Regions from separate parts of the Homo sapiens genome. Here region 2 is linked to region 1. Evidence: read pairs that join two places in POLR2A ChIA-PET (ENCODE). Cell type or tissue: Caco-2. All regions are shown on one strand. Links, peaks and the distances in the headings refer to the core of each region. The heading gives the core; the rest is flanking DNA. Region 1 overlaps SESN1 (sestrin 1). Region 2 overlaps LINC00222 (long intergenic non-protein coding RNA 222).

Evidence for each region. ChIA-PET counts read pairs that join two places held together with the same protein. Peaks named below come from ENCODE experiments on the same cell type or tissue, not always from the same donor. Only the 100,000 strongest peaks of a DNase experiment are listed, where the experiment ranks them.
Region 2: POLR2A ChIA-PET joins it to region 1 with 20 read pairs; 2 of 35 experiments call an interaction of 5 or more read pairs at or near these places.

Annotation. Positions count from the first base shown.
Region 1 is chr6:109,038,314-109,041,226 of GRCh38, reverse strand. All of the region lies in intron 1 of SESN1 (sestrin 1), which reads left to right. It also overlaps a transcript of ARMC2 not described here. Among named protein-coding and RNA genes, the nearest start is that of SESN1, 55 kb to the left of the region's middle. In Caco-2, for the core only: no CTCF peak of the experiment used is centred there; a DNase peak (open chromatin) is centred at 1,196.
Region 2 is chr6:108,761,676-108,764,588 of GRCh38, reverse strand. All of the region lies in intron 3 of LINC00222 (long intergenic non-protein coding RNA 222), which reads right to left. Among named protein-coding and RNA genes, the nearest start is that of LINC00222, 11 kb to the right of the region's middle. In Caco-2, for the core only: no CTCF peak of the experiment used is centred there; no DNase peak of the experiment used is centred there.

The DNA.
Region 1 (2,913 bases), core at 187-2,686:
AATCCTCCTGCCTAAGCCCCCCAAGTAGCTGGGACTATAGGTGCATGCCACAATGCCTGGCTAGTTTTGGTTTGTTTTTTTTTTTTTTAATAGAAACAGGGTCCCACTATGTTGCCCAGGCTGATCTCAAACTCCTGGGCTCATGCTAATCTCCTTCCTCAGCTTCCCAAAGTGCTGGGATTATGGGCATGAGCCACTGTGCCTGGCCTGCAATTTGAAATGATGCACACTCTGTAAATTGAGGGTATGTTATTTTAAAAATTTATGCTAGTTTGGGCCAGGTGCGGTGGCTCACGCCTGTAATCCCAGCACTTTGGGAGGCTGAGGCGGGCAGATCACGAGGTCAGGAGATTGAGACCATCCTGGCTAACACGGTGAAACCCCGTCTCTACTAAAAATACAAAAAATTAGCTGGGCGTGGTCGCGTGCACCTGTAGTTCCAGCTACTCAGGAGGCTGAGGCGGGAGAATCGCTTGAACCCAGGAGGCAGAGCTTGCAGTGAGATGAGATTGCGCCACTGCACTCCAGCCTGGGCGACAGAGCGAGACTGTCTCAAAAAAAAAAAAAAAGATTATGCTAGTTTGTCACATATATGTTTAACAGTTCATTTGTTTTCAAGAAGTTAAATTCAGGGAAGCGACACCAAGAATTCCTGTTTTAATTTAATCATTGTAGTGGGACACCTGATGTAATTTGCTGGCGTTACCCTAAGAGTCCTTGGACAAGTATGTACACAAGGAATGAGAATGGCACAACTAAAATGATAAATTCTTAGTAACTTTCCCACATTTAACAACTAAATTGACAGAGAAATCAGAAGTCCAAAACAATAAATGAAACCTTTTAATCCTTCTTCAACCCCAGTAATTTATTATTACTCCCCCTAAAAAATCCTCAGTCGTAATACTTTTCTGCATAATTTGTTCAAAAAGGTGTATTTAAATATAATAAAAAGGAATGTCATATAAAGGAGAGGAGACTTGCCAAACTAGATTATTTCTCTTGTGAAAGAAGGGAGAGTTGGGGGTTGTGGTGGGGGTAGTTGTTGCTTAACTTTTATTAGTTCTGTAGTTGAAGACTAGCAATTCAAATAATAATCTCTTATCTCATGACTGAAGTTTTTACGCTAAAGATAATACTGTACTTGGTATCAGTAGGCCATCTCTTTCCAGGTAATTGTTTTCCCAGTCGTGGTTCCTAAGTGAGCTCAGCCATACACATTCTCTCACAGTCCTTCATTTGACTGTTGGTACATACACATTTGTGAAATCCCAGCCACAGCTGTGATGCAGTCTGTGGCCATGAAATAATCCCCCTTGACTGTGCTTTCTCCTCTCTCCCATCCTGCTTCCTTTTCAGAGTTGAAGCCACAATAATTCACTTCACTAACTTATTTTCTATATGAACAAGACTCTAGTTAAGACAATAGAAAGATCAACAAGGTTCTTAAAAAACTGAATTGGTAGCTAAAATAACTTTTACTAGAAACTTTGTAGTTTATGAAAATACTGGTTCTCGTTTCTAGTAACTCATTTCGCCATTTGGGTTAGCAAGTTTAGAATCTACAAATGTAAATCATCTATATATTTTGGTTTTTAATCCCAGTGATGGGACTATGACCCCTCCACTTGAGATGTTTTAGTAGTGCTTATCAAGATAAAGATAGCCAGTGCTTGCTGGCAGTACTCAGTAAGAAAAGTCACCAGACAGCTCTGTGATTTGCAGATTTGATGTTCTTGCCTCCAAGTTGTCTTAAATTGGACCTCATCTTGAACTGAAAATCGTGAAATACAATGATGATACTTTGACATTAATAGTTACTGTTTGTAAAAGTGAAGGGAAATTACAGAAAATTCTCAGTTAATCATGTTTGAGAATGTAAGATGGTATGATTAATAAGCTATTATGACTTAAATGATTTATGCAGTATATACAATTTATATTCCATACAAATTTGTGAAGTAGGCAAAATTTATCTTTGGTCATGGTCTTCCCTACCCTCTATAGTATCCCTTCCTTGCCCTCAGGCACAGAGCCTCTTCTTTCTTCTTCTTCTTTCTTCTCCTCCTCCTCCTTCCTTCTCCTCTTCTTTCTTTCTCCTTCTCCTCCTTCCTTCTCCTTCTCCTCCCTCCTTCTCCTTTTCCTCCCTCCTTTCTTCCTCCTTCTTGTTCTCCTTCTCCCTCCTTCTTCTTTCTTTCTCTTTTTCTTTCTTTCTCTTTCTTCTTTTCTCCTCCTCCTCCTTCTTCTTTTTCTTTTCCTTCTTCTCCCTTCTCCCTTCTTTTCTTCTTCTCTTTTCTTCTCCTCCTCCTCCTCCTTCCTTTTTTCTCCTTCCTTCTTCTTTTCCTCTTCATTTCTTCTTCCTCCTCCTCTTGCTCTTCTTTTTCCTTTCTTTCTGCCCCAATTGCCGTCAGAATCTGCTCTTAGGGAAGTAGCTGATCCCTACAATGGAGTTACCTCATTCATACACTTAACTTATGCAAATTTAACTATTCTTGCTTATTAAAAATTTCTTAAGGTAGGGCAGAAAATATTTTAAATATAAATTGCATAGGCAATTCTGTCCCACATCCCACTCAGAGCATATGCCCCTAAGTGGGTGTGAAATGAGAAACAGAAATGTGTTGTATTCCCTTTGGTCTTGAATTCCTGCTTGCTTCTCTTAGAGTCAACATCTCATTGTGCTGTAGGTAATTCAGGTGCTAAAGACTTGTGTTGTTTTTTGTTTTTTGAGACAAGTCTTGGCTTTGTCTTACCCAGGCTGGAGTGCAGTGGCACGATCTCAGCTCAGCTCACTGCAGCCTCTGACAACCAGGTTCAAGCAATTCTCCTGCCTGAGCCTCCCAAGTAGCTGGGACTATAGGCATGTACCACCACACCTAGCTAATTTTGTATTTTTAGTAGAGACGAGGTTTC
Region 2 (2,913 bases), core at 105-2,604, 280 kb after region 1:
GATTGCTTTTCTGCACTTTTGCAAAAGGAGAACCCGGTGCTGCCCTTGGTGACCCTGGTCAGACCTCAGCAGGTGGAGGATCAGCCCTCCCCATGGTGTAAAACGGAGTTCTGGAGCCTCATGAACAAGAACCTGTGGTAGAGAGTCACGTACGATGTCACCAGGTATCTGCGAGGCCAATTCTTTGAGAAGATGGGTGAATCGCCCAGGACAGTCCAAAAGAGGTCACACAAGAGGCAAACAAGATCCTTGAGACAAAATTCACAAGGAGAGGAAGGACGGACTCTGGATCCACTAGAATGAAGCACACGTGCAAAATGCAACGGGAAAAACTTGCTTCTTCACCTAAGCCAAGGAGGCTGTAGCTGGCCCTTTCAGCTGTTTGTTCTTTCATTCATTCTACAAATGTTTATTGAGCACCTACTGTGTACCCAACACTGTTCTGTGTTCTGGAGACACAGAATAAACAAGACAAAGTCCCTGCCTACCTTACATTCTGGTGCCAGTAGACAAACAATAAAGTAACTGTCTAGGTAGTGATAAGTGCTAAGAGGCACAGGGAGTGTAGAGCACGAGCTGACATCAGGGAAGGCCCCTCTGTTAAGGTAAATTTGACCAAAGCTTTGAAGGCAGTGAGGGAGCAAGTGATGATTTTCTGGGCCAGCATATTCCAGGCAAGAGCGGGATTCAAACAGCAAAGAAGAGGGTGTTACAGGAATGGATTGAGCCAAGGAGAGTCCAGAGAGATGAAGGCAGAGGGGCAACAGGGAGCCTGTGAGCCACCTTCAGCACTTTTAATTCCAAGTGATCTGAGAAAATACTGGCGGAGGGGGAGGGTTGAAACAGAAAAGTGAGACAATTTGATTTTTGTGTATGAAGCTCATGCAGGGTGCTCAATTAAGACTATAAAGAAGGCAGAAAAGAATGTGAACAGCGAGACCGTGAGGAGGAGAGCAGAACAACCCAAGGAGGAGACGGTGGCGGTGGCTCAGACCACGACAGCAGCGTAAGAATGAGCTGAGAGTCTGGATGTTGTTAGGGTAAGACCTGCAGAATCTAATAACAGGATATGAGAAATGAGCGAGACTCAAGGATTAGTCCACAGTTTCTTTTGCTGAAGCAATTGGAAGGAGAGAGTTAACATTTACTGGGAAGAGGAAGGTTATGGGTGAAGTAGGGTGAAAGGCATCAGGATATGGTTTTGGGTATGGTTTGGGATACGTTAAGTTTGAGGTAGCTATTAGACACCAAGGGGAGATGTCTAGTAGCCTGTGGATCAAGCAAGTCTTAGGTTCAGGCTAGAGATGTAAGCTTGGAAATCATCACTGTAGAGAAGATATTCAAAGCCAAGAATGAGATTGATATTAACAAAGGAGTGAGTACTGAGAGAGAAGAGATCCAAGGACTAAGTCCTGGGGCAATCTTACACAAAGAGGACTTAGCAAAGGATACTAAAGTGAGTTAAATAATTTTTTCTTAAAAAAACAACCTAGAGAATATATAAAGAAAATTTCTCAAAAAGTAACCATTGATCAACTTTGCCAAATGCTGCTATTTGGTCACAAGTGACAATAACTAAGAATTGACTATTGGATTTAGAAATTTGGAGGTCCCTCGTGACTTTATTAGGGCAATCTTATTTCTCCAATGAATAACCCCTGAATCAATAACTTAGTACAATAAAAAGCTTCTATCTCACTCATCTCACAGTCCAGTCAAGTATTTGGCAGGTGGCCTTCTTTGTGATTTGGGTACCAGGTTCTTTCCATCTTCAGTGCACACCTGCCATGGTTCCCTTGGAAAGGGAAGGAGTGGTCCATATAGAAGCACACCTGAGCTCTGGTGCTTCAGCCTGAAGCTGGCACGTTGACCCACTGGAGTTCCCATGACAAGAACTAGTCACACAGCCTCATTTAGAGGCAAAGTAACTGGGAAACATCATTTGGTTGTGTGCCCTGGAAGAGGAAGTGGTTTGGTGACCATCTAGCCAGTTTCTCTCACAATGACCTTGGCAAGAGCACTTTTAGAGGAGGGTGGAAACCAAAGACTGATTGAAGGGAGTTCAAGAGAAAAAAGGGAAGTAGAGAAATAGGGTGGTAGCTAAGGCAGGTTTGGGATCTAGAGAGGTGTTTTGTTTCTGGTTTGTTTGTATGATATTGGAAATGATCCTGTAGAGAAGAGACAACTGCTGGAGGGATGTCCTTGAGTAGGTGACAGAGAAAGGGACCTAGCTCAGTGTCATGCATAAGAATGCCTTGGAGAGCCCATTGAAACAAGTTCTGGGGCCCCAACTCAGACATTCTTTTTTTTTTTTTTTTTTTGACAGAGTCTTGCTCTGTTGCCCAGGCTGGAATGCAGTGGCACAATCTTGGCTCACTGCAACTTCTGCCTCACAGATTCAAGCGATTCTCATGCCTCAGCCTCTCAAGCAGATGGGATTACAGGTGCATACCACCACGCCTGGCTAATCTTTGCATTTGTAGTAGAGATGGGGTTTCACATGTTCATCTCTAACTCCTGGCCTCAAATGATTCACCTGCCTTGGCCTCCCAAAGTGCTGGGATTACAGGCATGAGCCACTGCACCTGGCCCCGCCCCAGACATTTTGATTCAGCAGGTCTGGACTGGGGGTGGACAAGCTGCATTTTCTGACCATCCCCCAGGTGATACTGATGCAGTCAAGATTCAGGCCCACACTGAGTATTGCTGACAGGCGCTTGGGAAATTCATTCCTTGTCCAAGGCGGGAAGGCAGAGCGGGTAGGCACAGATGGAGGTGGGAGTACAGGCGAGGGTGGGAAGATGGGAACTTGGCAGCCACTTATTTTACTATCTCAGTGAATTTGGAAGCAAGGTCATCAGGTGAGGGTGAGGATAGGGGAGGACATGTTGTGAATTTGAGCGGGGAGAAAAT